Regions from separate parts of the Homo sapiens genome. Here region 2 is linked to region 1. Evidence: read pairs that join two places in POLR2A ChIA-PET (ENCODE). Cell type or tissue: Panc1. All regions are shown on one strand. Links, peaks and the distances in the headings refer to the core of each region. The heading gives the core; the rest is flanking DNA. Region 1 has its middle 18 kb from the start of RHOH. Region 2 overlaps RBM47 (RNA binding motif protein 47).

Region 1 (14,337 bases), core at 8,085-10,584:
TCCAAGAGTCCCAGAGCTGATGGATGTGGAGTCTGATGTTCGAGGGCAGGAAGCATCCAGCACAGGAGAAAGATGGAGGCCGGGAGACTAAGCCAGTCTAGTCTTTTTCTGAGATGGAGTCTCACTCTGTCGCTCAGGCTGGAGTGCAGTAGGCGCGATCTCAGCTCACTGCAACCTCCACCTCCTGGGTTCAAGTGATTCTTGTGCCTCAGCCTCCTCAGTAGCTGGGATTATAGGCATGCGCCACCACACCTGGCTAATTTTTTGTATTTTTAGTAGAGATGGGGTTTCATCATGTTGGCCAGACTAGTCTCGGTCTTGAACTCCTGACCTCAAGTGATCTGCCCACCTCGGCCTCCCAAAATGCTGGAATTTACTGGTGTGAGCCATCACACCCTGCCAACAATCTAGTCTTTTCATGTTCTTCTGCCTGCATTTATTCTGGCAGGCAGATTAGATTGGCAGCTGATTAGATTGTGCCTACCCAGATTGAGGGTGAGTCTGCCTTTCCCAGTGCACTGACTCAAATTTTAATTTCCTTTGGCAACATCCTCACAGACACCCCCAGGAACAACACTTTGCATCCTTCAATCCAGTCAAGTTGACACTCAATATTAACCACCACACAAGTTAAAATGGGGGTAATTTGGGTGGACCCTAATCCAATGTGACTGGTGTCCTTATAAAAAGGAGGAATTTGGACACAGAGATAGCCACAGAGGGAAGATGATGTGAAGAGACACAGGAAGAAGACACCACACAGGCAAGGAGAGAGGCCTGGAACAGCTGCCTCCCTTGCAGCCCTCAGAAGGCACTAGCCCTGCTGACACTTCGATTTTGGAATTTAGCCTCCAGAACTATGAGATGATAAATTTCTCTGAAGCCACCCATTCTGTGGCACTTTGCTACTGTAGCCCTAGCAAACTAATACAGTGAGGTTGGATCAGTTCAACTCAGCAGTGTGTTTGAATCTGTGAATGACCATTTCACTGCAATCTTCCCAACAATGTGTTTTATAATATCTTAAAATCTCCAAATCTTCAGCACATGCCTGGCTAAAGTAATATTACTGTTTGTTAAATAAACAAAGGAATGGTTACATTGAATCTACGAACTTTTTTGCTTTTTTTTTGCAAAAGCACCACCCAGTATTCCCTGTAAGTATCTTTGAAATTATGTCCAGTTGACACCGCCTTGCTGTTGACAGTTTGCTCCCCTAACTTCCCCTGCCATTGTCCCCATCCCTCTACCCCCAGCCCAGAATAAAAAAGGATCTTTGTGGTCATCTAACTCTACTATCACCATCAGTAGAGGACATCTCTTGCGCATCAGGCCAACTTCCCCTTGAACCCCTTGTCCCCTTAGAGGGGCTAGTTTAGGAAACCTCTGTTCTCCCACCTCAGCAAATTGCTCAGATCCTGGGTATGGACAAATTGGCCACCCAAAATTGCAAAAGGTAGCTGATTACCCTAAATGCAGGAACTCCCTGGAAAGCACCCCATGATCACAAATAGTTTTTGCTTGAATGTAGTTGGATGAAGATGAGAATGTGATCCCTGGCAAGTTAGATGCTGTGGGAATACAACCCCTGTCCTCAAGGATTTACACAATAGCAGGAAAGAAAATAGGATACTCATTGCTATACTAGGAGGCAGCATTTGTAGTACACACTACGTGAGAGGTATGAGGGAACAGAGGAAGAAGTTCATTTTGACTGGGGCAGCCAAGTAAGGCTCATGATGATGAACATCAGATGGAGGTGAAGGGAAATACGCTCTGTGCAAGGTTAACAGTGTATTCCCAAACACACCCTTCCTTGTAAAGTGAGCCTGAAAACAGGCTGACAGTCAGTGGATATACACCAGTGCAAGTGGACCAGTTAGTCACAGTCAAAGTCAAACTGTGTTCTCACTGCAGAGAGCCTGGGCCGAACTCTTGTTAAATATTTTGCATATCACCTCTATTGGCAAACCAGTATTTCCTTTTCTCTGCGTTATCACTTTCTCTTTCCTCTCTCTGCTCCCCTGTCCTCTCCTTTTACCTCCCTTTTCTTTTCTCATTTCTTTTTTTCTTTTTCCTGAACTGATGGCAAGAAATAGAAAGTACGGATTTGAAGTTTTACTCATAAACTTTTCTGGGCTTATTTCTAATTATAAAAGTAATAATGCTTGTGAGAAAAAAACACTAAAACTACAAAAAAAGGTATAAAGCAGAAGAAATTTGAAGTCTTTATTAATCTCATTGAAAACAAACAACTGGATAGCTATTGTCAAAAAGACGAGAGGCTGGGTACAGTGGCTCATGCCTAATTCCAGCACTTTGGGAGGCTGAGGCGGGAGGATTGCTTGAGTCTAGGAGTTCGAGACCAGCCTGGGCAAAATAGCAAGACACTGTCTCTACAAAAAATAAAAAAATTAACCCGATGTGGTAGTGCATGCCTGTAGTCCCAGCTGCTTGGGAGGCTGAGGCAGGAGAATCACTTGAGCCTAGGAGATGGAGGCTGCAGTGAGCCGTGATCATTTAAAGAAATTAAAAATAGAATTACTAGATGAGCCAGCAATCCCTCTTCTAGGCATATACCCAAAGAAAATGAAATTACCACCTCATGAAGATATCTGGACTCCATGTTCATTGCAGCATTACTTACAGTAGCCAGGATGTGGAAACAACCTAAGTGTGTGTTGAAGAATGGATTAAAAAAACTGCTGGCCAGGTGCGGTGGCTCACGCCTGTAATCCCAGTACTTTGGGAGGCTGAGGTGGGTGGATCATTTGAGGTCAGGAGTTTGAGACCAGCCTGGCCAACATGGTGAAACCCTGTCTCTACTAAAAATGCAAAAATTAGGCGGTGTAGTGGTGCGCACCTGTCATCCCAGTTACTCGGGAGGCTGGGGCAAGAGAATCGCTTGAGCCTGGGAGGCAGGGGTTGCAGTGAGCCGAGATCGCGCCACTGCACTCCAGTCTGGGCGACAGAGTGAGATGCTGTCACAAAACAAACAAAACTGTGCTTAGTGTTCACAGCAGTTTGGGAGGAAAAAAAGAAAAACTGTGCTATAGATAGACTCTGGGATATTATTCAGCCTAAAAAAAAAAAAAAGGAGATCCTGCCATTTGCTGCCACGTGGGAACCTGAAGGACATTATGTTAAGTAAAATAAGCCAGTCACAGAAAGAAAAGTACTGCTTGGTCTCACTTGCATGTAAAATTTTGTTTTGTTTTGTTTTTTCAAAGACAGTCTCATTCTGTTGCCCAAACTGGAGTGCAGTGGCACAATGAGAACTCACTGCAGCCTAGAATTCCTGGCCTCAAGCAATCCTCCTGCCTCAGCCTCCCTAGTAGCTGGGACTATAGGTGCATGCCACTGTGCCTGGCTAAGTTTGTTTTTTTTATGGTAAAGACAGGGTCTCGGTGTGTTACCCATGTTACCCAGGCAGGTTTGGAACTCCTGGCCATATGTGCGTCAGCTTCCCAAAGTGCTAGGATTATAGGCATGAGCCACCAAGCCTGGTATATATGTGAAATATAGAAAAAAAAAAAAAAAAGCCAAATATACAAAGACAATAAAATAGTGATTACCTGGGGCAGGGTGGGAGGTAGGAAGTAGGGAGATAGAGGATGGGGGGATACAAAGTAGCAGACACCTGGGATGAACCAGTCTGGAGATCTGATGCAAAACATGAGAACTGTAGGTAATAATAATGTATTGTATTCAAAAGAAAAACAACTGGCGGGTCACTGAGGCTCATGCCTGTAATCCCAGCACTTCGGGAGGCCGAGGTGGGCGGCTCTTCTGAGACCAGCCTGGGCAACAAGGCAAAGCCCTGTTTCTACCAAAAAATACAAAAAGTAGCAGGGCGTGGTGGCGGGCGCCTGTGGTCCCAGCCACTCGGGAGGCTGAGGCAGGAAAATCGCTCTCAAACTCAGGTAACGGAGGTTGCAGTGAGCCGAGATTGCGCCCCTGCACTCCAGCCTGAGCAACAGAGACTCGTCTCAAGAAAAAAAAAAAAAAAAAAAAGGCCTGTATTCCCAGCACTTTGGGAGGCCGAGGTGGGTGGATCACGAGGTCAGGAGATCGAGACCATCTTGGCTAACACGGTGAAACCCCGTCTCTACTAAGAATACAAAAAATTAGCCGGGCGCGGTGGCGGGCGCCTGTAGTCCCAGCTACTTGGGAGGCTGAGCCAGGAGAATGGCGTGAACCCGGGAGGCAGAGATTGCAGTGAGTTGAGATCGGGCCACTGCAATCCAGCCTGGGCGACAGAGCGAGACTCCGTCTCAAAAAAAAAAAAAAAAAGAGAAAGAAAAAAAACAAATTTTGATGATTTTCCTATCCAGCCTCTCTGCTGTGTATATAAACATTTAAATAGTTGTGATCATATTTTATAAATATGTATCTTTGCAATGATGAAAAATGATTTTTCATCTTGCAATGATTTTGCAAGATAAAAAAGTTAAACCATCTTTTCTGAGGTTCTAAAAAGAAATAGTTACAAACATATAATAATAACATAATTTATTTTCCTGTTGTTGGACATTCATGCTGATCAAAATCTTCACTAAGAATATGAACATCTATCCTTATTTTTGTTTCCAAAAGTAGATTCTTAGATTAATTTTTGTCCCTTATATCTCCCTTTCTTTGATTAGATCATTGTTCATCATACAAGGAGTGGAGAGTGTATAGTTTTGACAAAAGTACTCCCGAGGTGATTCTGATAAGCATGCCTCCCTCTCCCCCAACTCCAGTTAAGAAATGTAGGATTAAGGCACTGAAGTCACTCTGTGGCGACTGGGAGAAAACACGAGAACAGTAACCGTAACAAATGCCTGAATAATTGTGATACTCTTTTCTCACTGAGTTAATTATTCAAGCTCCCTGTGCTAGAATTCACAGTCAAAGCAGATGTCCCTGAGACAGCCATGTGGGAGAGGGTCCCTGAAGAAACTCCACCCAACCTGCCCACTGAGGTGGAGCCTCGGGAAGTTCATGCTGTTTGCAGCAGGGAGGAACCTGGCCCCTCCTCTTCCTGGGTAGAACCTGGGATTCAAACTGCGTGCGGGAAGCGCTCTAGCAGGAGACTCTGGCCTTTCGGGGGATCCCTGTTTTCCCCCGCTTTTTTCCCTTTTCACCCAATAAAATCCTTTTCTCATCCTTTAAACCGTCTGCAAGCCTACATTTTCGTGGCTGTGGGACGGATAAGAACCCCCTCTTTGGCGGAATTAAGGAAGAGTCCTGCAACATCAACCAAGAGTATTTTTGCAGCAGACAGCAGTGGAAAGCTAGCCTGCTTCTCTGTCTTCCAGAACTTTCCTCCAATGACCAACCTGGAGGGGGTCGTGCCTAGCTAAAGCTCAACTCTGAACACAGAATTCACACAGTATTTCATGTTTCTATTGATTATGAAAGGAAACAGATAACTAGGTTCTTTGGGAGATAACAGGTGATCTGGTACCATGCAGAGGGAAGGAAGGGAGGGAAAGGGAATTTGTAGTTGTTTTGCTTTTTAAATACTTCTTCCTGGGCCCGGCACGGTGGTTCACGCCTGTAATACCAGCACTTTGGGAGGCCGAAGCAGGTGGATCACCTGAGGTCAGGAGTTCGAGATTAGCTTGGCCAACATGGTGAAACCCCGTTTCTACTAAAAATACAAAAATTAGCTGCGCATGGTGGCAGGTGCCTGTAATCCCAGCTACTCTGGAGGCTGAGGCAGGAGAATTGCTTAAACCCCGGAGGCAGAGATTGCAGTGAGCTGAGATCAAGCCACTGTACTCCAGCCTGGGTGACAGAGCAAGACTCTGTCTCAAAAAATAAAATAAATAAGAAGAAAAAAAATAAAGACTTCTACCTCAACTAGAGCACAGACTCCGTGTGAGGATATCTGATTTTCAGTATCAAATGCTCTCATTTTCTAGTGTCAGATCCCTCATTTGTAGAGTGTAAGGCTTTGGCTCTCTTTACGGCTGCTCCCAGCTCTAATGTTCTTCCATCTTCTCTGCAGTCATCTCACATGCAGGGCTCTTTAGGGGACAGCAACTTTATTTTCACAAATCTTACATAGCCCAGGTGCCTGCATGGGTTCACTCTGTCCTTTGAATAAAATAGTCTCAAATAAATGCTTTTGTTATGAAATGAGAGCAACAGAAAACAGAAAGATGAGGCATTTAACTTAAGCAACCAGAAAAAAACAAAAACAAAAAAACAGTAAGTAGAAAGTAAGGTGCCTGTAATCCTAGCTACTCAGGAGGCTGAGGCAGGAGAATCGCTTGAACCCAGGAGGCGGAGGTTGCAGTGAGCCGAGATCATGCCACTGCACTCCAGCCTGGGTGACAGAGCGAGACTGGGTCCAACAAACAAACAAACAAAGAACCCAACAAAACAAAACAAAACAGGAGGATGAATTCTTTGCTCAGAAATGTGTACAATCTAAAAACAATCTTTACCTTTCTCTCAACTGTCAGTGTCAACACAAATGGGATAGAATCAGAAATGAATAAATTGGAAAATAATGATAAAGCAAGAGTTAGCAAGTAAAATCAAAAGTTGTTCCTTTAAGATATATAAATGTTGTAGGAAAACCTCCGGCAAGACTACTCCCCCGCCCCGCCACCAAAACAAAAAAAAAAAGAAAAGAAAAACCTTCATCTTTAGGCACAAGAAAGGTACTCACAGATATGAAAGAGATTGAAGAATTGTAACTAGTGGTACTTGGGCAGCATGTACCTTTCTGGTAGATTTCAATGATTATTAACGTGGGCATACTTTATCATTGTAAAAAACAATCACCACTCTTGGTCTTCCAGCTACCATGCTTAACAAGGACAATATCCAGCTCTCTAGATAACGAAATAAGTTGCCCAGGACAAAACAAAGTTTTGGAAAGGTTTGAACAGACTCCGTCTGCACAGTTTCCTTGAGACATGCGAAATGTGTAGGGAACGAACTTCCTTTCAATATGAGCACACATTTGCCTTCCATGGGATAAGACATGCTTAGTGCAGCTGCTGTCGGAGAGCTCTGTCAGGGCAAGACTCACAGTTGAAACTCCCTGCCTCAAGTTCTTGTATTTGCTTAAACCTGGCTGAGTTTTTGCAGCTGGTACTTCTATTTGATTTGCAGTGTGACACTGCCCTTCTCATTTTCTGTCTTTGTGGTTGCCGATTTTTCATTTTTATTGATAGCAGCAGGTGGCAGAAAGCATAAGACCATTATAAGGAATGGATGTATTTGTGGAGCATTTATTTATGGGTCCTAGTAGATATTAAAACGTTTTGGAGGCTGGGCGCAGCAGCTCATGCCTGTAATCCCAGCAGTTTGGGAGGCCGAGGCGGGCAGATCACAAGGTCAGGAGATCGAGACCATCCTGGCTAACATGGTGAAACCCTGACTCTACTAAAAGTACAAAAAAATTTAGCTGGGTGTGGTGGCTGACGCCTGTAGTCCCAGCTACTTGGGAGGCTGAGGCAGGAGAATGGCATGAACCCGGGAGGCAGAGCTTGCAGTGAGCCAAGATCGAGCCACTGCACTCCAGCCTGGGCGACAGAGTGAGACTCCATCTCAACAAACAAACAAACAAACAAACGAAAAACATTTTGGAAAACTACCATTGAGTCACAGCAAAACTAATAGTAGCTAATGTTTATTGAAATCTTCTGTGTTGCAAGAGGGTGCTAAGCAGTTGGTATGTACTAATTCATTTAATCCTCACAACAGCCATAAGAGGTGTAGAGGCTATTATTATCCCCATTTAACAGTTGAGGAAACTGAGGCACATGGAAATTAAATAATTTTCCTGAGGTTACACAGCATAATCAAGATTTAAACTTGGGCAGGTTGGTGCCAGAGACTGTGCTCTTAACCATTATATTATTGCAATGTAATTTTGAAAGAATGATAAATCATGAATTATAGGAAAATATTGTTTACATTTTAGAGTGGTAAAGCCTTTCTTTTTTTTTTTTTTTTTTTTTTGAGACGGAGTTTCACTCTTGTTGCCCAGGCTGGAGTGCAGTGGAGTGATCTTGGCTCACGACAACCTCCACCTCCTGGGTTCAAGCCATTCTCCTGCCTCTGCCTCCCGAGTAGCTGGAATTACAGGCATGCGCCACCACGCCCGGCTACTTTTGTATTTTTAGTAGAGACAGGGTTTCTCCATGTTGGTCAGGCTGGTCTTGAACTCCTGACCTCAGGTGATCCGCCCACCTCGGCCTCCCAAACTGCTGGGATTACAGGCATGAGCCACCGCGCCTGGCCTAGAGTGGTAAAATCTTTCTAAGCAATTGCTAAACTTAAAAACTTGGGCATGGCAAAAGACACCATAAATAAAATAAAGACAAATGACTGAGAGATAATGTCTGTAACATATAAACAGATTATTGATATCTTTCATATACAAACAACTTTTCTAAACTGATATAACAATATTCAATAGAAAAAAATGGGCACAAGATATAAATATGCCATTTTAGAGGAGAAATACAAATGACCAGTAAATATGTGAAAAGATGTTGAATCTCAATAATAATTAATCAGCAAGACACCACTTTTCAACTAGAAAACTAAAAAAATTTCTGATAAAATCTAAAAAGATTTCTAACATCTGGTGTTGTGATAATGCAGGCAGATAGTTAGTCACTCTCATACATCACTGGTGGACTTCCCTGGAGTGGATTTGGCAATATCTACTACAATAAAAAAAAAATCTACTCTGAAACCTGCAAAGTCACTTCCTGTCATTATTCCACAGGAATACTTAATTACTCATGCACAATTCATTCATGTACAATCAATTCAGTTCACAATTACAAAACGTGTTACATCATTTTGTACAAGTATAGCACTGTTGGTAATAGCAAAAAAGTGAAATACATCAAGATGGGCTAGTTAAATTAATTATGGTACTTCCATACAATGGACTATTATGTTGCTATTAAAGGGTGAGGTTAATCTATTTTCCAGACTTCTTGTCCTTGCTATATTGATTGGTGAAAACAAAACAAAAATAAGTTGTAAAACAATATGTCTACCATGACCTTATCCTGGTATAAAGAAAAACTGTAGGCCAGGCACGGTGGCTCACACCTGTAATCCCAGCACTTTGGGAGGCTGAGGCGGGTGGATCATGAGGTCGGGAGTCCGAGACCAGCCTGACCAAGATGGTGAAACCTCATCTCTACTAAAAATACAAAAATTAGCCGGGCATGGTGGCATGTGCCTGTAGTCCCAGCTACTCGGGAGGCTGAGACAGGAGAATTGCTTGAACCTGGGAGGCAGAGGTTGCAGTAATCTGAGACCTCGCCATTGCACTCCAGCCTGGGTGACAGAGCGAGAGTCTGTCTCAAAAAAGAAAAAAATATATATACATTGGCCAAATCTTTGCCCTTGTTCTCTCCCCTAAAATAGTCATTGGTGGCTCTAGCCTGTCACCATATTGCTAACCCACTGTCTCTTCTTGTCTCTGTTTTCTTTTTCAAGCAAGCTTGAAACTTCCCCAACTTTCTGTTCGTTTCTTCCGGATAGCAATTCAGTGCTACTGTTGTCATCCCTTCTTCTCAAAACATTTTCGATACTAGCTCATCTTGTAGATTAACATATCAATTAGGATTAGATTAAATTGTATGTGACAGAAAACCCCCAAGCAATGGTGGGCTGTGCAAGATAGAAGTTGGTTTTTCCCTACTGTGCAAATGAAACTGAGAGGTAGGTGCTCCAAGGCTGGTATGGCAGCAATGTCATCTTCAGGGACTTGGCTTTCTTCTCTCTTGTTCCTCCGAGCTCAACTCGCGGCTTTCATTTCACAGTTCAAGGTGGCTGCTCAAACTTAAGTAAGCACTTAAGAAGGAAAGGACAAAGAAGTCCGGGTGCGGTGGCTCACGCCTGTTAGTCCCAGCACTTTGGGAGGCTAAGGCAGGCAGATCACCTGAGGTCAGGAGTTCAAGACCAGCCTGGCCAACATGGTGAAACCCCGTCTCTACTAAAAAATACAAAAATTAGCCGAGCATGGTGGCACACACCGGTAGTCCCAACTACTATGGAGGCTGAGGCATGACAATTGCTTGAACCCAGGTGGCGGAGGTTGCAGTGAGCTGAGATCATGCTACTGCACTCCAGCCTGTGCAACAGAGCAAGACTCTGTCTCCAAAAAAGAGAAAGGACAAAGAAGAGAGTACTTCTTCCCATTAAAGACATTCCTGGGATTGCCTGGAGGTTGCTTACACCCCATTACCCAGGACTTAGCCACATGACTACATTCAGCTGAAAAGAAGATTGGGAAAAATAACCTTTATTATTGGCTACAGTGCTCAGTTGAAAATTATGTTCTGTTGCTAAGGAAACGGATTTTGGGGGATAGTCAGCAGTCTCTAACACAACTAACAGTGTTTTACCTTGCATACAGTAAAGGCTTTTCAGGCTGATACAAGAACATGCGCAGAGACAGGAAAAGGTGTTCATGTGCTTCGAACAGGACATGGGTGAAAGATCAGGCTAGAAAGAGAGGCAGATGCCACGTTAGGAAAGGCTTTGAGGGTCAGGCTGAGAAGTTTCCTTTTGTCCTGTAGGCAGTAGGGAGCCAAATAGATCCTTGTATTTGGTATAAATCCTTCCAGGGATGTAAGCTAATTGCTTGTCTGAGTTCATTTTATTTATTTATTTATTTTGAGACAGGGTCTCACTTTGTCACCCAGGCTGGAGTGCAGTGGCGGGAACACAGCTCACTGCAGTCTCCACCTCCCAGGCTCAAGCGATCCTCCCACCTCAGTGCCCAAGAAGCTGAGACTACAGGTGCACGCCACCATGCCGGGCTAAAATTTTTTTTTTGTAGAGACGAGGTTTCGCCATGTTGCCCAGGCTGGTCCATTTAATATATATATACATATGTATAGAGAGACAGAGTCTTGTTCTGTTGCCCAGACTGGAGTGCAGTGGCTGGATCTCAGCTCAATGGAACCTCTGCCTCCCAGGTTCAAGCGATTCTCCTGTCTCAGCCTCCCAAGTAGCTGGGATTACAGGCACCTGTCACCACGCCCAGCTAATGTTTGCATTTTTAGTAGAGACGGGGTTTCACCATGTTGGCCAGGCTGGTCTTGAACTTCTGACCTCAGGTGATCTGCCCACCTCAGCCTCCCAATGTGCTGGGATTACAGACATGAGCCACCATGCGTGGCCCCATTTAATATTTTTTAATATAAAAATTGTGTAAGTTCCAACATTTAGAAAATAGAGGAATGTATAAAACCAACCATGTTACCCTAAGACAATTCCTGTTAGTGGTTTGGCTTTGCTTCCTCATAGTCTTTGGAAACACTGTTGTAGTCATAATGCACAGATACAATCCCAAGTCCTGTTTCTCTTTTTGCACGTAACCTTGTATCATGAGCATCTCCTTATGTGGTCACATGATCTTCCCAAATACTATTTTCAAATGACCGTGTGTAACATCCCAGTAAGATAATCTACCAATCATTTCTATACAGTATTCTACATTTTTGGCCATTTAGGTTGGGTATTGGCTAAACTACTTTTTACATTTTTTTTTTTTTTTTGAGACGGCGTCTGGCTCTGTCGCCCAGGCTGGAGTGCAGTGGCGCGATCTCTGCTCACTGCAAGCTCCGCCTCCCGGGTTTACGCCATTCTCCTGCCTCAGCCTCCCGAGTAGCTGGGACTACAGGAGCCCGCTACCGTGCCCAGCTAATTTTTTTGTATTTTTAGTAGAGACGGGGTTTCACCATGTTAGCCAGGATGGTCTCGACCTTCTGACCTCGTGATCCGCCCGCCTCGGCCTCCCAAAGTGCCGGGATTACAGGCGTGAGCCACTGCGACCGGCCTACTTTTTACATTTTATAAGAGGTTGGTAGCTTCAACGTCATAAGCTTTTTGTTATTTGTTACTATATCATTAGAAGACAGTCAAGTATTAGAGTAATGAACTGTGGCTTAGGTAAGACATTTATCTCACATAATAAAAAGTAAGAGGTGGTAAGTGAGTCAACAATGCCAGGCTTCTGCTGTGTCTCTCTGCAGTTTTTTGGGTTTCTTTGCTTGTCCTCAGGGCTGCTGCAACCTTCAAGGCATCTAATTCTCCACGGCTACACCCAAAGCATGTAAGGAAGACGGGTGCTCCTGCCCGTGTCTACTTTAACTGGTGAGGAGGACCTCTCCCAGGAGCAAGCAAGACTTTCCCGAACATTTCGTTGATGAGGACTGGGTCACACAGCCACTCATAGCTGCAGGGGAAGCTGAGAAGCAGGAATCAGAAGATTCTTTTTCAGTCTTAGACATCATGATTCACCCCCTGGAACAGAACATTTTGTCCATCTCAAAATAGAGGTTCTTTAGCAAGGAAGAAGACATGACTATCGGGCAGGTAGTCATCTATGTTAAACGTGGGACTTACTGTGGAGACAAAGAAAACCACAAAAATGGTTTTCAGATTAAGTTCTCAGAAGCTTCCCTGTATGGCTGCACGGGCTAGAATGGAGAAACAGGCCCTCAAAATGCAGCACTGGACTTCACATTATTTTTTTTTCTTTACAATGAAACTTCATCTGCCTTTTTTTTTTTAAATAAAAAATTCCCAGCAAAGCAAAAAACTGAAGTGAAACCAAATACATTAGAGAATCACTGAAGAGAATAAACTATATGAGTACAGCTCTTTATTAAAAATAGATTGTAATGTTTATTTTTCTGATTATAGAGTTAATCCTTACTGATCATTAAAAATCTGCAGAGTACAAAAAATTAAAGAAAAAAGTGAAAAAATTATCTCCAATTTTACCATTCAGAGACAGTCACTATTACTATCGGGTCTAATTATTTGTTGCCTTTCAGACGTGAAAAATTTTTTTCATATTAAATTGAGATTTGGGCTGGGCATGGTGGCTCATGCCTGTAATCCCAGCACTTTGGGAGGCCGAGGCAGGTGGATCATCAAAGATCAGGAGTTCGAGACTAGCCTGGCCAACATGGAGAAACCCCATCTCTACTGAAAACACAAAAATTATCTGGGCGTGGTGGCACACATTTGTAATCCCAGCTGCTCGGGAGGCTGAGGCGTAAGAATCGCTTGAACCTGGGAGGCGGAGGTTGCAGTGAGCCGACATTGCGCCACTGCACTCCAGCCTGGGCAACAGAGCAAGACTCTGTCTCAAAAAATAAATAAATAAATAAATAAATAAAATAAAAAATAAATTGGGATTTTACTGTACAGATAGTTTAATTTTATAGCTTACTCTTTGTAATAATAAATCCATGTCCCTTTAAAAATAACAGTTTTTCTCTATTTTTTTCAGGTCTCCCTTCCATTCGACGTGTGCCTCTTGTTGTCCTGTAATGAATTAATTTGAAAAGTAATTTGTCTTCTGTAAGGGGAAATGCTGTAGAAGTAAATTGATTCAGGGAGTCCCCTTACTCATTGGCTGTGTGGCCTTATGTAAGTTGCTTAACCTTTCTGAACTTCACTTTTCTCATTTACAAAGTGAAGATGTTGCTAATAATAGCAATAGTGGTTTTTGCTGTTTTATGGTTTTCTTGTGATAAATGATAATATAAAAGGCTATTGTAAATTGAATTTGAAAGAAAAAAATTTAAAGTTAAAAGAAAACTTAGTAATGTGAATACCCTTTCAAAGTATTTTTAGAAATCTCATTATTGTATATTTAGAAGATTAAAAGACAAGAATTAGAGAACAAAAACAATTTTATTTTCTATTTTGAATAATAAATACTATAGAGATAGGTTTGCTCAAAATTGTAAAGCTTGTTTTGTTTTTGGTAAACATTTGAGAACTTAAACTTATTATTTGGAAAAAAACATTTTAATAGAAATTTTACTTTTTAAAAGGTTTATGTGGTTTTTAAAAAAAGCAAAAAACATTTGTTTATGACTAATCTTGAAATTTTATATGTAATTTAAAATGCCATGTAAGCAGGAAGGTACTCATTTAGGAGAAATTACAAAACTACTTCCTTTTCTTTTAAATGATTAAAAAAATGCACAGCTACAATAATTTAGGTAATAATAATAATAATGAGAACGCAGCAGGCTTAGTTTGAAACCAGACCTTGCAATCCTTGACTGCACTTGTCACAAACATGTTTTCCTCTAATGATCCTCAAGCATTTCCCACTACCTCTTTCTTTTTGAGCACAGACACTGAATTAATTACCCAGAAACCTCACTTTTTTATTTTTGAGTACTCCTTTATCTTCCCATGAGAAGAGAAAGCTACTGAGATTGCCCAGGATGTGTTTCCCAGGTATAATTTCCATTTTAAGGGAAAGTTAAGACAGGCCTTTTAAGAGGTTTGATGCAAAAGCCTCTGGAATCCCTTGTTTTTGGAGTC
Region 2 (17,239 bases), core at 8,872-11,371, 360 kb after region 1:
GAGTAAGACTCTGGAATAAATAAATAAAATAGAATTCTCTATGCAACCATTGTCAATGGCATGGACTTGGTTTACATAAAACGAAACCTGTTTGCCATTCCCGATGCAGATTAAAAAAGGTGACAAAGGTGACCTGGAGAAGGAAGGAGTTGAGGTGAGCTTCAGATGAGATCGGGAGTGATCAGGGTGGTCTGGCCACAGACTAGCTGAGCTTCAAAGGATAACATCTGGAGAGATAAAGAGGAAAGGACAAAGAGTATGGGGTTCTCTGTATAGAGGAGAGTAGCTGCGAAGGAGCTGAATGGAGCTCCCCTGGTCCTAGGACAAGGAGGATGCTGGCCTGCCAAGCAGAGAGGGTTGGGTTGGGTGTGGTTGGAGATAAGGGGATAGGCGGAAGGGTGGGTCTGGGTTATGACTTTGAAATTCCAGGACACCCTGAGGGTTTCAGAGGAGCCTGGAGAACACATTTTAGAAAGGCAACTCTGATAGCTAGGCACAGATAGGTTGTACAATGGACATGCGCTCAGATACCAGGGTGAAGGCTATGCCAGTAATGATGTGTGTTTTTCCTTTAGGAAAATAAAACTTGTTTATTATGTAAAATGTATAAATGTCAGAAAAGCAGATATAAAAAAATTAAAATCAGATGTCTACCAACCACAGATGACATTTTGATGTGGTTTCTTACAGTTTTTTTCCTCCTTCTCTGGCTAGTGCAGTAATTTAGGAATTAACATTATGACTTGAACTAGGAAGATGGTAGTGCGAATGAAGAGGAAAGGCCGTGAAAGATATCGTTAAGTGAGGCAGGGGGGTGAGGACAAAAGAGAATTAGCTTCCAAAGACAGGAGTTCTAGACCTGGGTATTCTGTGGGGCCTGAACTCCCAGCCTTGGTTTTGCCATACATCAATCTCTCTCTTTTTTTTTTATCTTTTTTTTTTTTTTTGAGATGGAGTCTTGCTCTGTCACCCAGGCTGGAGTGCAGTGGCGCAGTCTCAGTTCACTGCAACCTCTACCTCCTGGGTTCAAGAGATTCTCCTGCCTCAGCCTCTCAAGTAGCTGGGACTACAAGTGGGAGCCACCATGCCCGGCTAATTTTTTGTATTTTTAGTAGAGACGGGGTTTCACTGTGTTAGCCAGGATGGTCTCGATCTCCTGACCTCGTGATCCACCTTCCTCAGCCTCCCAAAATGCTGGGATTACAGACGTGAGTCACCACGCCCGGCATTTTTTTTTTTTTTTTTTTTTTGAGATGGAGTCTTGCTCTGTCACCAGGTTGGAGTGCAGTGGCACGATCTCGGCTCATTACAACCTCCACCTCCTGGGTTCAAGTGATTCCCCTGCCTCAGCCTCCCGAGTAGCTGGGACTACAGGCATGTGCCACCACACCCAGCTAATTTTTTGTATTTTAGTAGAGACAGGGTTTCACCATGTTGGCCAGGATGGTCTTGATCTCCTGACCTCATGATCCACCCGCCTCAGCCTCCCAAAGTGCTGGGATTACAGGCGTGAGCCACCATGCCTGGCCTTTTTAAAAAAAATATTATTCTTTTTCCTTTTTTTTTTCTTTTTAAATATTTTTTTCCATTTTTTTTTTGAGACGCCTGGCCCATACGTCAATGTCTTAACCACTTCTTATTGGAGTCTAATTAAAGGTCAGATGAGATTTTTGAGACCCCCTTCAACTAACGTACAGATATGTCTGTGTATATTTAAAGTGAACATCACATATAAATAGAAGTAGTTGTCATAACACCACACAAGATCCCTTGATCTCTAGGCTATACCAGTAGCTTATAGCCTCTTGCAATCTGCAAAATTTTAGGGGTAGAGTAATTAAACTTTCTATTCTGAGCAGTGTTACAAAGAGGATCTGTAGCTGTAGTTCATGGGACAGGATATGAATGGGGCAGTGTAAACAGAGAATTCACTTTCAGACAGGACTCCACCAAGCAGAAATAGCTTCTTCCTAGGAGCCAAAAGGTTTTCAAAGCCCAATACATCTTTGAAGACTATAAGAAAAACAATAGTAAAAACAGCTGCTAGGGAATACAGATTATGCTCTCTGAGGCCAGATGCAGTGGCTTACACCTGCAATCCCAGCACTCTGGGAGACCAAGGTAGGCGGTTCACCTGAAGTCAGGAGTTCAAGACCAGCCTGGCCAACATGGTGAAACCCCATCTCTACTAAAAATACAAAAATTAGCTGGGTGTGGTGGTGCATGCCTGTAGTCTCAGCTACTTGGGAGGCTGAGGCAGGAGAGTCACTTGAACTCGGGAGGCAGAAGTTGCAGTGAGCTGAGACCGCACCACTGCACTCCAGCCTGGGAAACAGAGCAAGACTCTGTCTCAAAAGAAAAAAAAAAAAAAAGAAGAAGGGAAAAAAAAGCTCTCAGGTAGGAAAGAGCAATACAAAGACATTCATCAGGCCAATAAGCAAAAGTTTACACCAGAGGTTATCTATACATTTTTAAAAAATACTGATTCCTGGGCTCCCCTTCAGACCAATTAAATCAGAGTCTCAGTAAGTGTTGTCTGTGAATTGATTTGTCTTATTTTGTTTTATTTTTTGAGACTGGATCTCAGTCTGTCACCCAGGCTAGAGTGCAGTGGCAAAAACATGGCTCACTATAGCCTCGACTTCCCGGGCTCAAATGATCCTTGCATCCTAGACCCTTGCCACTCCCTCTCCCCAGTAGCTGGGACTACAGGTGCGTGCCACCATGCCTGGTTAATTCTTTTTTTTTTTTGAGATGGAGTTTTACTATTATTGCCCAGGCTGGAGTGCAATGGTGTGATCTCAGCTCACCACAACCTCTGCCTTCCAGGTTAAAGCGATTCTCCTGCCTCAGCCTCCCGAGTGGCTGGGATTACAGGCATGCACCACCACGCCCGGCTAATTCTGTATTTTTAGTAGAGATGTGGTTTCCCCGTGTTGGTCAGGCTGGTCTCAAACTCCCAACCTCAGGTGATCCACATGCCTCGGCCTCCCCAAAGTGCTGGGATTACAGGCATGAGCCACCATGCCTGGCGCCTGGCTAATATTTTTTAATTTATTTTTTTTTTAGAGATGGGGTCTCACTATGTTGCCCAGGCTGGTCTTGAACTCGTGGGCTGAAGTGATTCTTCCACCTCAGCCACCCACAGTGCTGGGATTACAGGCCTGAGCCACCATGCCTAGCCTGGTAATTTTTTAAAATTCACAACATGATTGAAACTTGAAACACAAGAAGATGCCCTGGAGAAAAAACAGTTCAAGGGACAGCAGAGCAGCTGGGATCCACACTGTGCCCTTAGCCACCTGGGTTAAGGGTTACAGCAAGTTCCTTAGTGATGTGGGAGCTAGAGGCCAAAATAGAACCCACCAATACATTTTATAATTGCATATTACACTCCGTATAGCTAAAATTCAGGGTGTAGATTCCATGATTTTCAATGCATCCTTTGGTCATTTTCACTGAACTGTGAGTTAGCGAACTCCTGGGGACCTGGTCAGAATGTCGATGGACATACCTTTTTCTGAGAATCCCTTGGCCCTCTAAGGAGCTGGTAGTTAAAAAATGCAAACTCGGCCGGGTGCGGTGGCTCACGCCTGTAATCCCAGCACTTTGGGAGGCCGAGGCAGGCGGATCACGAGGTCAGCAGATAAAGACCATCCTGGCTAACACGGTGAAACCCCATCTCTACTAAAAATACAAAAAAATTAGCCAGGCATGGTGGCGGGCGCCTGTAGTCTCAGCTACTCTGGAGGCTGAGGCAGGAGAATGGCGTGAACCCGGGAGGCGGAGCTTGCAGTGAGCCGAGATCGTGCCAGTGCACTCCAGCCTGGGCGATGGAGCAAGACTCCGTCTCAGAAAAAAAAAAAAAAAAAAATGCAAACTCGCCTCAGACTGACGTAGGTATGTGAGCCAGCTCTGCCATGCATGAACTGTATGACCTTGTGTGAGTTCCCTGTTGTCTTTTAAGTCTGTTTTCTTATTGACAAAATAGGAATCCTAGCCCCTTCTTTAGAGATTATGGAAGAGATCAAATGAGGCTATACAAGTAAAACTGATAATACAAGTAAAAGACTTCCTTATGCCTGGCATATAGTGAACCCTCAGTAAATGTAAATCATCATTATTTTCTTAAGACCTCTAGGGTTCCTTACAACTCCAATATTTTAAGATTCCAAGAATCACTGATTACACAGGTATAGATGAACAAAAATCAGTGGGTACTGACATGCCTAGACTGAAAGGCCTGGTTTGTGTTCAGCACCTTTTCATACCAGCCTGGTATGGTATTTCTTTTTTTTTTTTTTTTTTTGAGACGGAGCCTTGCTCTGTCACCCAGGCTGGAGTGCAGTGGCACATACCAGCTCACTGCAACCTCCGCCTCCCGGGTTCAAGCGATTCTCCTGCCTCAGCCTCCTGAGTAGCCGGGATTACAGGTGCCCACCACCACGTCTGGCTAATTTTTGTATTTTTTTTTTTCGTTTTTGTTTTTGTATTTTTCAGACGGAGTCTAGCCCTGTCGCCCAGGCTGGAGTGCAGTGGCGAGATCTCGGCTCACTGCAACCTCCACCTCCCGGGGCAAGCGATTCTCCTGCCTCAGTCTACCGAGTAGCTGGGATTACCAGCGCCTGCCACCACCCCCAGCTACTTTTTGTATTTTGAGTAGAGACTGGGTTTCACCATGTTGACCAGGTTGGTCTTGAACTCCTGACCTTATGATCCGCCCACCTTGACCTCTCAAAGTGCTGGGATTACAGGCATGAGCCACCACACCTGGCCTCGTATATATTTTTTTTCCCCCTCATAGAGATGGGGTTTCACCATGTTGGCCAGGCTGGTCTCAAACTCCTGACCTCAGGTGATCCACCCGCCTTGGCCTCCCAGAGTGCTGGGATTACAGGCGTGAGCCACTGCGCCCAGCCTCTGGTATGGTATTTCAATGCCCACTTCATTCTTTGCTTGAGGTGTCACTTGTATTTTGCTGACCTTGTTCTTAGTTTCAAATAACTCATTTATTTTGCAGACATAGAAATTTTGTCATTCTTTATGAAAGCAATGCGGCTGTTCTACTGCTACTTCTTGGCAGGCAACACCTGCATAGAAACCAATGAGCATGGCTGAAGTGAATGTCAGACATTCTATTTCTGTCTGCCCACGGTGCAGCAACCACTGACACACTTGGGGCAACCTGCTTTACCCAAAGTGCAGCCCGGGATGAGGCCCCACCTCAGCAGAACTTTGATGCATGTCTAATGACTGGCTTGGAGACCTTGTTCTTGGAAACTACAGGGCTGACATTTAAGTATCACCCATGAAATTTGCCTCAAGGTTCAACGCTGACATTAGCTACCAATTTCGGCTTCATAACCTTGGAGTATTCTCTTTGCTTTCTAGAGCATTAAATACCATCCTACAAAGCATAAAGCCATTATTGACCTGTTATTCTGCCAAAAGACACATACACTTTGTTGATGCCCACAATTTTCTTTTTCTTCCTCTATGGTAGGTCCAGACCTCTTCCGTTTAGGTAGACAGGCCTCCTTTTGTAGGTAATTGTCTGCTTCCCTGCCATGTTATTGGTTGAGTCATGGCTCATATCCACCTCTCTGCCTTTGCAGTTTTTGGTGTGTGTGTGTGTGTTTTTGTTTTTTTTTTATTGTTGTTGTTGACAGAGTCTCGCTCTGTCATCCAGGCTAGAAAGCAGTGGCATGATCTCAGCTCACTATAACTTCTGCCTCCCAGGTTCAAGCAATTCTCCTGCCTCAGCCTCCTTAGTAGCTGGGATTACAGACAGCTGCCACCACGCCAGGCTAAGTTTTTGTATTTTTAGTAGAGATGAGGGGTTTCACCATGTTGGCCAGGCTGGTCTCAAACTCCTGATCTCAAATGATCTGCGCCCAGCCTGCCTTTTCAGTTTTGAAAATAGGTTATCTTGTTTGGCAAATAGCAAGACATCAAAGAGCACACAGACAAAGTAACTAACCACTAGATCTATGAAACTTTTGCCCACATGAATGAACTAATTTTATTTTATGTTATTTATTTATTTTTGAGACAGGGTCTCACTCTGTTGCCCAGGCTGGAGTGCAGTGGCATAATCATGGCTCACTGCAGCCTTGACCTCATAGGCTCAAGCAATCGTCCCACCTCAGCCTCACAAGTAGCTGGGGCTACAGGGATGCACCACCATGCCCAGCTATTTTTTTTTTCTTAAGACAGCATCTCTCTCTGTCTCCAAGACTGGAGTGTGGTGCCTCCATCTCAGCTCACTGCAGCCTTGACTGAGCCTCCGGGTCAGGAGATCCTCCTGAGTAGCTGGGACTACAGGTGCAAGCCACCACACCTGGCTAATTTTTGTAGAGATAGGGTTTCACCATTGCCCAGGCTGGTCTTGAACCCCTGGGTTCAAGCAATCTGCCTGCCTCAGCCTCCCAAAGTGCTGGGATTCCAGGCGTGAGCCACCATACCTGGCCTAATTTTTAAATTTTTTTGTAGAGACACGATCTCACTGTGTTGCCCAGGCTGATGAACTGATTTTAAAAGGGCAAATCATTAAGTTTGGAATTAGCCTTAAACTCACTGCTCTTACACTCTACCAAAAACCATTTTTCCAAATATCTGTTTGGGTCCAGAAAGCAGATCTCAGCAACATCTTAGCTTTTACAGGAAGGCTTTGTGATGAAGTCACTGGTTGTCTGTATTCACCATGGGCTAAATGTAAATTCGGCGCAATTACTCTGACAAGTCTTTTTTTTCCTTCTTTTTTTTTTTTTAGATGCGATGTCACTGTTTTGCCCAGACTAGAGTGCAGTGGCACAATCATAAATCACAGCTCACTGCAGCCTTGAACTCCTGGACTCAAGTGGTCCTCATGCCTCAGCCTCCCAAGTAGCTAGGACTACAGGCGTGTGCGTGTGCCACCATGCCCAGCTACATCAAGTCTTGGAAAGTTCTTCAGTCTGCATCATAGTGGTAATTATACATTTATGTTTATAAACAGCAAAGGACTTCAGGGTTACTTTTGCATAAGTTTTCAATACCAGCAGGCTCCATACCTAAATTAACACTGACGTCAAATTTGATCAGAGATCAGGCAGAAGGAAAGAAAAGGGAGAGGTCCAGACAAGAGGGTAGTGAATATACTCCCTGGCAAATCTGGATACAGATGAGAAAAGGGATCCAGTAACTTCTACTGCATTTTCAAATATACCATTACATATGTGAGGTAGGATGCTCTTTTATTGGTATTGTTTTTTTTTTTTTTTTTGAGACAGAGTCTTGCTCTGTCGCCAGGCTGGAGTACAATGGCACGATCTCAGCTCACTGCAACCTCCGCCTCCCGGGTTCAAGCGATTCTCCTGTCCCAGCCTCCCAAGTAGCTGGGACTAGAGGCGCACGTCACCACGGCCAGCTAATTTTTGTATTTTTAGTAGAAACAGGGTTTCACTACGTTGGCCAGGATGGTCTCGATCTTTTGACCTTGTGATCTGCCCGCCTTGGCCTCCCAAAGTGCTGGGATTATAGGTGTAAGCCATGGCGCCCAGGCTTTTTTGTTTTTTGTTTGTTTGTTTGTTTTGAGACGGAGTCTTGCTCTGTTGTCCAGGCTGGAGTGGAGTGGCACAATCTTGGTTCACTGCAGCCTCTGCCTCCTGGGTTCAAGTGATTCTCCTGCCTCAGCCCAAGTAGCTGACATTACAGATGTGCACCACAACACCCAGCTAATTTTTTTGTATTTTTAATAGAGACAGGGTTTCACCATGTTGGCCAGTCAGTTTCGAACTCCTGACCTCAAAAGATCTGCCTGCCTTGGCCTCCCAAAGTGCTGAGATTACAGATGTGAGCCACTGTGCCCAGCCATGTTTCTTATTAACTAAATGTTTAAATGCTCATTCTTAAACTCTGCTGGGGCCAGGATAGTGGTCTGATTTATCTTTGTATCCCTCACACACTTGTTCCAGTATCTTTTATATGATGGTCCTATGTAGATTTAATTTAAATCAAATTAAATTATAGGCCACTTTCCCCTTCTTTGTAGTAAAAAGCTACATTGTACAAAATAAACAGTACCAAGTAATGTGTAATGGAAAAAAAAATCTCTTCCATTTTCAAGTGAAGAAGCAGAAAACTCGTTTTTAGAAGCTGCCTTTTGGGATTGCCTTGAGCAGCCTGGGGTCATTTTGTGACAGTTCCCTACCAGTGGTTGGCCAAGGAAAAGTCAATGTGTTTTAGCTCAGTTGTTTGACCTTTGGGTGTATTTGCTCTTTAGTAAGCATCCCTCATATGGACCACATGAGTTTTACCTGAAGTCTTAACTGGGTTAGAGTCTGCCTTTTTGAAACAACATGATGAGGAGGCCATTTTCCAAAAGGTGTATCTTCTAAGCCAGGCACGGTGACTCGTGCCTGTAATCCCAGCACTTTGGGAGGCCGAGGCAGGTGGATCACCTGAGGTCAGGAGATCGAGACCAGCCTGGCCAACATGGTGAAACACGTCTCTACTAAAAATACAAAAATTAGCCGAGCGTGGTGGCAGGTGCCTATAATCCCAGCTACTCGGGAGGCTGAGGCAGGAGAATCACTTGAACCTGAGAGGCAGAGGTTGCAGTCAACCGAGATTGTGCCACTGCACTCCAGCCTGGGCGACAGAGCAAGACTCTGTCTCAAAAAAAAAAAAAAAAAAAAAAAAAAAAAAGATATATCTTCTAGTAATTATTAGGTTATTAGGATAGGGATTTTAGGAAAATCTATTTCTAAGAGATCTGTGACTTCACTAAATGAGCTACAATTCCAAAATATGAAGAGCCATTTACCAAAGAAACAATGTCTTCACCAGGCCACGTTTTCCTCCTTTTCAAATGCAACTTGCATTTTCAACTTGTGAGTTAAATAATATCTACCTCTTAATTTATTAACTTACTTGGAATGAAAATCTAGGCTATGATTAGTAGGAAAGGGTAAGGACTCCAAATGTTTTACTATTTTTATTTTACTTAAAGTTCCCATCAGGAGCCCTGTGGTATTTCCTCCTCTAATCTTTCCTACAGATCGCCACCATCTAACTTCAGGTGCCATGTTGATCAAGGAAAATATGCTTGCTGTGGCTTGAGAAAAATCAAGGCCCCAATCTAAACACTTTACATGGTATGTCTCAAAACATCACTATGTACCTCATGAGTATGTACAATTATCATTTGTCAATGAAATAAAATAAAATTTAAAAAAGAAATTAACCAAAAGAGAATATAAGAAGGATGTTAAAATTCTTTGTTAAAAATAAACAGGCTGGGCACAGTGGCTCACCCCTGTAATCCCAGCACTTTGGGAGGCCGAGGTGGGAGGATCACCTGAGGTCAGGAGTTCAAGACCAGCCTGACCAACATGGAGAAACCCCATCTCTACTAAAAATACAAAATTAGCCAGGCATGGTGGCGCATGCCTGTAATCCCAGCTACTCAAGAGGCTGAGGCAGGAGAATTGCTTGAAGCCAGGAGGCGGAGGTTGCAGTGAGTCAAGATCACGCCATTGACTCCAGCCTAGGTAACAGGAGTGAAACTCTGTCTCAAAAAAAAAAAAAAATAATAATAATAATAATAATAATAATAAATGGGGAATAATGGGGAAAAAACCCTACTATTTTTTTCCTTATAGAACTATATAGGTTTTTTTCTCCTTCAGTTGGGTTTTTTAATTTATATATTTTATTTATTTATTTATTTATTTGGTTTTTTTAATCAGCTAACTTTAAGATTCATTATTTACATTTTGCCAGGAATTTTTCCATATAACCTAAATGTCAAGCTTATTGATATAAATCATATATAATATCCTCATTCTATTCTTTGTATTGTGAAATAAGCTCTATATAAGGTCATAAAACAAATAAACATCTCAAAGAAAGTCAGGAAATGACCTGGACTTTTTTTGAATCAAGCCAGGCACAGTGGGTCACACTTGCAATCCCAGCACTACGGGAGGCTACGACAAGCGGATCGCTTGAGCCCAGGAGTTCAAGACCAGCCTGGGAAACATGGCGAGACCTCATCTCTATAAAAAATTAAAAATTAGCTGGGCCCAGCTACTCACGAGGCTGAGGAGGGAGAATTGCTTGAGCCCAGGAGTTCGAGGCTGCAGTGAGCCCTGATTGCACCACTGCATTCCAGCCTAGGTGACCGAGCAAGATTCTCTCAAAAAAAAAAAAAAAAAATCGCATCAAATTTACTCATAACTAAGAAATCAGCAAGCTTGAGAAGGCCAGTTCCATGGAATTAGGGTTCCTTTTGTGTATACATGAACATGTGTAAATTTCTGCATCCGTCAGTTCAGTAACTGGCCAAAGGGCGCCAGCTCAGCAGTACTCTTGATAGAAAATGTCAACACTGCTGGGTGTGGTGGCTCACGCCTGTAATCCCAGCACTTTGGGCGGCAGAGGTGGGTGGATTCCCTGAGGTCAGGAGTTCGAGACCAGCCTGGCCAACATGGTGAAAACCCCATCTTTACTAAAAATACAACAAATTAGCCGGTGTGGTGGCGCATGCCTATAATCCCAGCTAGTCGGGAGGCTGAGGCACGAGAATTGTTTGAACCCGGGAGGCGGAGGTTGCAATGAGCCGAGATGGCACCACTGCACTCCAACTTGGGCAACAAGAGCAAAACTCTGTCTCAAAAAAAAAAAGAAAAAGAAAAAGAAAATGTCAACACAGAGCACTAAGGTTTGAAACCTGAGAATCTCACACGTTCAAAGCACAAGTAGAGTCAAGTAGCTGGTTCAAGTAGCTGCCTCTGTTCATTCTATTTAAAGCATTATTTTTTAAATCCTGCCCTTGGTGGGAGAATCGTACACATACATTGACTATGTCGATGATCACCTTTCCTGGATGCCATCAAGGATGCAGAGACAAAGAAATGTGGACACATTGTCTGTGAAAACCACCTCTTACTAGAAGCTGATTACCTTCCTTGGGGAGGTAGGTGAGGTAAATTAAGAACATAGATTTGGGGAGAATTCAAAGGATTAGCAGGGGAGCAATACTTGGGCTCTAACTCTAGGGAATAATGCTGATACACAAGGTAAGATTTCTGTCTGAACCACAAAAACAAAAAAATCTGATCATCAGTCTGAAATCAATCTCTTTAAGAGGTTTTAAAGATTCTTCCAGAAATTTGACTAAGTTTTCATTTTACAAGAGACACCTGTTCTCTGAAGCCTCTCCCTCTCCCTTTCCCTTTCCCCCCATAGCTCATGCTATTCCTTGACCCCAACACTCTCTCCATACTGGGCCCCTGCAAAGGCTGTTTAATGTAGCCACTGCCGCCTGTCTCCAATCCCCCTCTGCCTATCCTCCAGGTCTCAGTTAGAATGCCATTCAAACTCCAAGCAACCTTCCCAATAGTCACCTCCTGACTCAGATTATGTTAGGTCCTCTTGTTTTTATTTATTTATTTTTTCGAGATAGGGTCTTGCTCTGTTGCCCTGGCTAGACTGCAGTGATGCAATCTTGGCTCACTGTAGCCTCAACCTCCCAGGCCTAAGCAATTCTCTCACTGCAGCCTCCCAAGTAGCTGGGACTATGGGTGCGTGCCAGCATACCCAGCTAATTTTTTATTTTCCAGTAGAGAATGGGATGACAATTTTTAAATTTTTGTAGAGACAGGTCTCATTATGTTGCCCAGGTTGGTCTTGAACTCCTGAGCTCAAGTGATCCTCTCACCCTGGCCTCCCTATGTGCTGGGATTGCAGGCGTGAGCCACTCTGGCTAGCTTAGGTTTTCTTGTTTTAGACTCTTAACTCCTTACAGTTCTTCATCAGCCCACTCATTACTCTGTTAATGTATTATTTAATATCTTCTGTGACTACTAAAGTAGCCCTGTGGGGACAGCAATCCTTTCTGTCCTAATTACTTCTTAATTATGCTACATCTAGCACAGAGCCTAGCACAGAGCCTGGCACATAGCAGGTGCTCAAAAAATGTTTGTTAATGGATTTACTTGTATCCCTACAGATCATGTACTATCACCTATAGGGTCTCATAACATGGAGGTTTTGCAAATGTTAAAGTCTGTCTCAATCAGGCAAATGTGGCTTAGGGAATCATGCCCATTCTGTGGCATTAACTCTCAAGATGCTATTTTTCTGCACATTTAACATGAACATGGATTTGGACTCTGCTTTCACGGATAAATGAACGAGTCACTCTGGGACATAGCATGGAGTGTTTTCATTGCAAACTCCTACCCGCTGATTGCAGGAGGGGAACCTTGGATAAGTGTCTGATTCTGGGATCTTATGTCTGGAAGGCTGCTTCATTATCTCACATGGGCTGTTCTGAGTGCCAGCGCCCACTATTTACAAGGTCCTTGGGGTGCTCATCTCAAGACTATCATATGAAGTCACCAAAAAAAAAAGTTTTTCTTTCAGTATTAGAAAACTAAATTCTGGCTGGGTGTGGTGGCTCATGCCTATAATCCCAGCACTTTGGGAGGCTGAGGTGGGCAGATCACTTGAGGTCAGGAGTTTGAGACCAGCCTGGCCAACATGGTGAAACCCCATCTCGACTAAAAATACAATAATTAGCCAGGTGTGATGGTGCGTGCCTGTAGTCAGTCCCAGCTACTCGGGAGGCTGAGGCAGGAGAATCACATAAACCCAGGAGCAGAGGTTGCAGTGAGCCGAGATCGTGCCACTGCACTCCAGCCTGGGTGATAATGTGACTTCATTTCAAAAACAAAAACAAAAAAGGAAACCTAAATTCTTTCTTTGGTAAGCACAGACTTCTTACTAATCATCTACTCATCAGACTATGCATTTCTTACCCTTAAAAATTCAACCCTCTAAAAAGAAAAAAAAAAAAAAAACATTTGTATTGTGTGAAAAATAGAAGGTAGGGAATACTTAATGCTGGTCATTTGGGGATTATCAGAGAAATGCTGTATTTCACCAGACCTGTTTGCATAAGGTGCACCGAATTTCAGACATGTTAAATTGTATGTGTGAAGGGCGGGGGATGCATTCTAGTTGATGATATGCAGTAATGCTACAGGAAGAACCCACCACCAGACATTTTCATGAAATCAGTATTAAAAGAGTTTCACTGAAATCATTCAAATACACCTCTGTCATTCTTTTTGGCTGTGGGAGTCCTCTGAGGACATTTGTGCTTACAAACATACAGGGCACTCTGGCCTAGTAAATTAAACAAACACAACAACAATACGTTTGTAAAAACAAAAACAAAGGGGGGTGGCAAGGATTAGCATTTTGATGTCGCTATGTGATGTTCACCCACTTTTCTCCCCCGCCACCGGGTTATGTGCATTTGAGTCATGGTGAAGATGATGCCAACTTACCAAACCTCCTCAGTGAGCCAAGGATTGCTGATCTCTGCTGGGTGACCTGACGCAGAGTCTCTTTCCAAGGCCTCCGTTACCTGAGCTGTGAAATGAAAAAAATAACACTACTGACCCAAAGGCTGGTATTGAGAAGTCCAAAGTTAGTGATCACTAAATGGAACTGGGAGAGCGGGTGAGAAGAAGGAACATGGTGTTTTGCTATTATCACAGGCCGTTGTGTGTGCCTGGAACTACAAGGGAAGCTACATAACCAGGCAATATAGGAAATCTCCACTGGTCACATCATTTTGCCAGCTCTGCAAGACTATTCCGTTTCATATTAATTAAAAGACACTCAAGGAAAGAAAATCTTACTATGACAAAGAGAGAAAGGAGAGCCTCATGCCTGTAATCACAGCACTTTGGAAGGCCGAGGCAGGAGCATCACTTTAAGCCCAGGAATTTGAGACCAACCTGGGCAATATAGTGAGAGCCTATCTCTACAAAAAAATTTAAAATTAGCTGGGCGCCCATGGTCCCAGCTTGTTGGAGGAGCTGAGGCGAGAGGATCACTTGAGCCTAGGAGTTCTGAGGCTGCAGTGAGCTATGATCGTGCACTCCAGCCTGGAAAACAGAGTGAGATCCTTTTTTTTTTTTTTTTTTTTTCAGACGGAGTCTCGCTCTGTCACCCAGGCTGGAGTGCAGTGGCGAGACCTCAGCTCACTGCAACCTCCGTCTCCCAGGTTCAAGCAATTCTCCTGCCTCAGCCTCCCAAGTAGCTGGGATTACAGGCATGCCCCACCATGCCCAGCTAATGTTTTGTATTTTTAGTAGAGACGGGGTTTCACCATGTTGGTCAGGCTGGTCTCGAACTCCTGACCTCATGATCTGCCCGCCTCAGCCTCCCAAAGTGCTGGGATTACAGGCGTGAGCCACGGCGCCCGGCCTGAGATCCTGTCTTTAAAAGAGAGAGAGAGAGGCCAGGCGCAGTGGCTCACACCTGTAATCCCAGCACTTTGGGAGCCCGAGGCAGGTGGATCACCTGAGGTCAGGAGTTCAAGACCAGCCTGACCAATATGGTGAAACCCCATCTCTACTAAAAATACAAAAATTAACCAGGCGTGGTGGTGGGCACCTGTAGTCCCAGCTACTCAGGAGGCTGACACAGGAGAACTGCTTGAACTCGGGAGGCGGAGGTTGCAGTGAGCCAAGATCACGCGATTGCTCTCCAGTCTGGGCAACAAGAGCAAGGCTCCTTCTCAAAAATAAATAAATAAATAAATAAATAAATAAATAAATAAAAGAGAAAGAGAGGGAGAGAAGAGGAAATGTATAAAAAGTGGACTAACAGGGAGGGGAAGCTCACAGGTTTGACCAGGTGCTCGAAACTCCACTCTACTGCTTGCTAGCTGGTTGATCTTGGGCATTTTACTCAGCCTCTCTGAACCTCTGAGTTTTTCTCATCTAATATGGGCCTAATAGTACCCATTTGTTGGAGACATTGTGACAAGAGATATGAAGCCTTTGGGGCCTAGCACACAGAGAAAATGTTCAATGAAGGGCGGCTATGATTATTATGTTCATTTAAAATTCTTTCTGCAGAGGCACATTAAATTCAAAATCATTTAAATCACTATGAGTTGTGTTAGTTTTAAATGTTCCTTCACCTTGGAAGCCCTCTACAGCTGGCTTTTCTGCCTATACACAAATAATATTCTCTAACAATTCAGTTTCATATTTTTAAGTAAATACTTTTTTTTTTTCCAGATGGAGTTTCCCTCTTGTCACCCAGGCTGGAGTGCAGTGGCATGATCTCAGCTCACTGCAACCTCCGCCTCCCGGGTTCAAGTGATTCTCCCACCTTAGCCTCCCAAGTAGCTGGGATTACAGGCATGCACCACCACTCCGGGCTAATTTTGTATTTGTAGTAGAGATGGGGTTTCACCATGTTGGTCAGGCTGGTCTTGAACTCCTGACCTCATGTGATCCACCCGCCTCAGCCTCCCAAAGTGCTGGGATTACAGCAAGTAAATACTTTTGATTAGCTAGGTTCAGTGTAGAAGATTTTATTATACTACTGTTCCACCAAGAATAAATAAAGCTGTGACAAATGTCTCATTCCTGCGATCCCCTCCAAGAAAGACTACAACGTACCTCTTGGATAAGAAAATACTGGGCTATGCTAACTCCTGCAGTCCAGCTCAGTAATCATTTGTTCCAAAGTTCTTCCCAATGCAATGGCCAAATTAACTAAGGTTGAGCTTCTGATTAACATACAGTGCTGGAAGGAACTTTGACCCACAGAAACCTGGCATTTGACTTGCTTCGGTGAGTCCAACCTGTGTCACGAGTGCCTGTTTCAAGGGTAATAAAGGACCTGGCTGTTTGCTTACAGCAAATGGAGGTGGTGCCATGTCATTATACAGCTTTTACCTCTCCTGTCCACCTAACCCTTGGCAAATAAAGTCTGCAGCCCACACATCAGTTTTTGGAGTGATAGAATGAAAAAGGGTATGGATTTCCAAACTGAAAAGCACCTAAGTTCTACCTGGCATTCTGACTAAATGTTAGCTGCTTAAGAAACATGAATATGGTACCAAGATCAAAGGGACCAGAGTAGAGATCAGGTGTTTGAGCAGGTGCATATTATAACCATCCAAATTGTGCCTCAGTGAACAAACTGCTCTCTCTGCTAGCTCCTGGGTTCCCTTTTAGTGACATGTTATAAAACAGGAATCAGATGCAAGGAACAGACCACAGTACTAGAGAGTTCATGTCTCTTCCTGTTCTAGGATATACAGTGCCCCTCCCTGCCCTGCCAAATTCATAAATTCAAGGTCTAACCCCTAGTATCTCACAATGTGACTATATTTGGAGACAGGGTCTTTAAATGGGTAATTAAGATTAAATGAGGTCACGGGGATGGGCCCTAATGCAATATAACCAGTGTCTTCATAAGAAGAGGAAATTCAGACACAGACAACACAGACCGAGGGATGACTGTGTGAGGGCACAGTGAGTGGGCAGCCATCTGCAAGCCAGGCAGAAAAGCCTCCAGGTAAACAAACCCTGCTGTCACCTTGATCTTGGACTTCCAGCCTCCACAACCATGAGAAAATAAATGTCTGCTGTTAAAGCCACTTGGTCCATGGTATTTTGTTATGGCAGCCTAAACAAAGAAATACACTGCCCCTCCCCACATCCCCCAACCTCATCTCCCAGGACCAGATGAGTCGCAGATGAGTAAGGAGGTCAAGGGCATGATAATCAGAGTGGATTAACTGTGCAATTAAACAGTGGTAAACAGGAGAGCACATGCTCTATCCAAAGGTATCAAATTCAAAAAACTTAAAATACTATGAGGCCATACAAAAGACGGCTATGGCTTGATGATGCCCTTCAGGTTGCAATTCCTGAGCTAAACCATTACAGTATGATATTTAAAAACACCCATTATTAATGCTTTCAACAAATATGAAATGAATGCCTCCTACAGGCCAGGCCCTATGCCAGGCAATGGCAATAGCAGTGGTGAATATGTTCTCTGCCTTTGTGGTATTACAGTGTGGATAGTGAGTCCAGGTGCTGAGCTGGGCTAGAAATGTCAAGTTGAGAAGACAAAGTCATTGCCCTCCAGGAGGGTACAGATTAGTGGAGCACAGAGTTGGGACGAGACCATTATAAAACAACGTGACACCAGCTCTAATCCACAAGGGGCCCTGGAAGCTGGGAAGAAGATGATCCCATGTCTGTGTCAATCAGGGAACATGTGAGCCAAGTCCTGAAGGATGAATAACAGTTTACCCGGCAGACACATCTGAAAGACAAGAGGGCATTTTCCAGACAGAACAGTCAGTTCCTGGTGCAGGGACATAAGAGCGTACAGGATCTCTGGAGAACGACAATGAGCTGAGCAC

What was found. ChIA-PET counts read pairs that join two places held together with the same protein. Peaks named below come from ENCODE experiments on the same cell type or tissue, not always from the same donor. Only the 100,000 strongest peaks of a DNase experiment are listed, where the experiment ranks them.
Region 2: POLR2A ChIA-PET joins it to region 1 with 6 read pairs; 4 of 35 experiments call an interaction of 5 or more read pairs at or near these places.

The regions. Positions count from the first base shown.
Region 1 is chr4:40,171,814-40,186,150 of GRCh38, forward strand. It overlaps a transcript of N4BP2 not described here. Among named protein-coding and RNA genes, the nearest start is that of RHOH, 18 kb to the right of the region's middle. RefSeq lists an enhancer at 14,003-14,072. In Panc1, for the core only: no CTCF peak of the experiment used is centred there; no DNase peak of the experiment used is centred there; H3K27ac peaks cover 918 bases.
Region 2 is chr4:40,531,082-40,548,320 of GRCh38, forward strand. It overlaps RBM47 (RNA binding motif protein 47), which reads right to left. Exons shown (of 7, transcript NM_001098634.2): 2 at 13,341-13,425. Among named protein-coding and RNA genes, the nearest start is that of MIR4802, 38 kb to the left of the region's middle. In Panc1, for the core only: no CTCF peak of the experiment used is centred there; no DNase peak of the experiment used is centred there.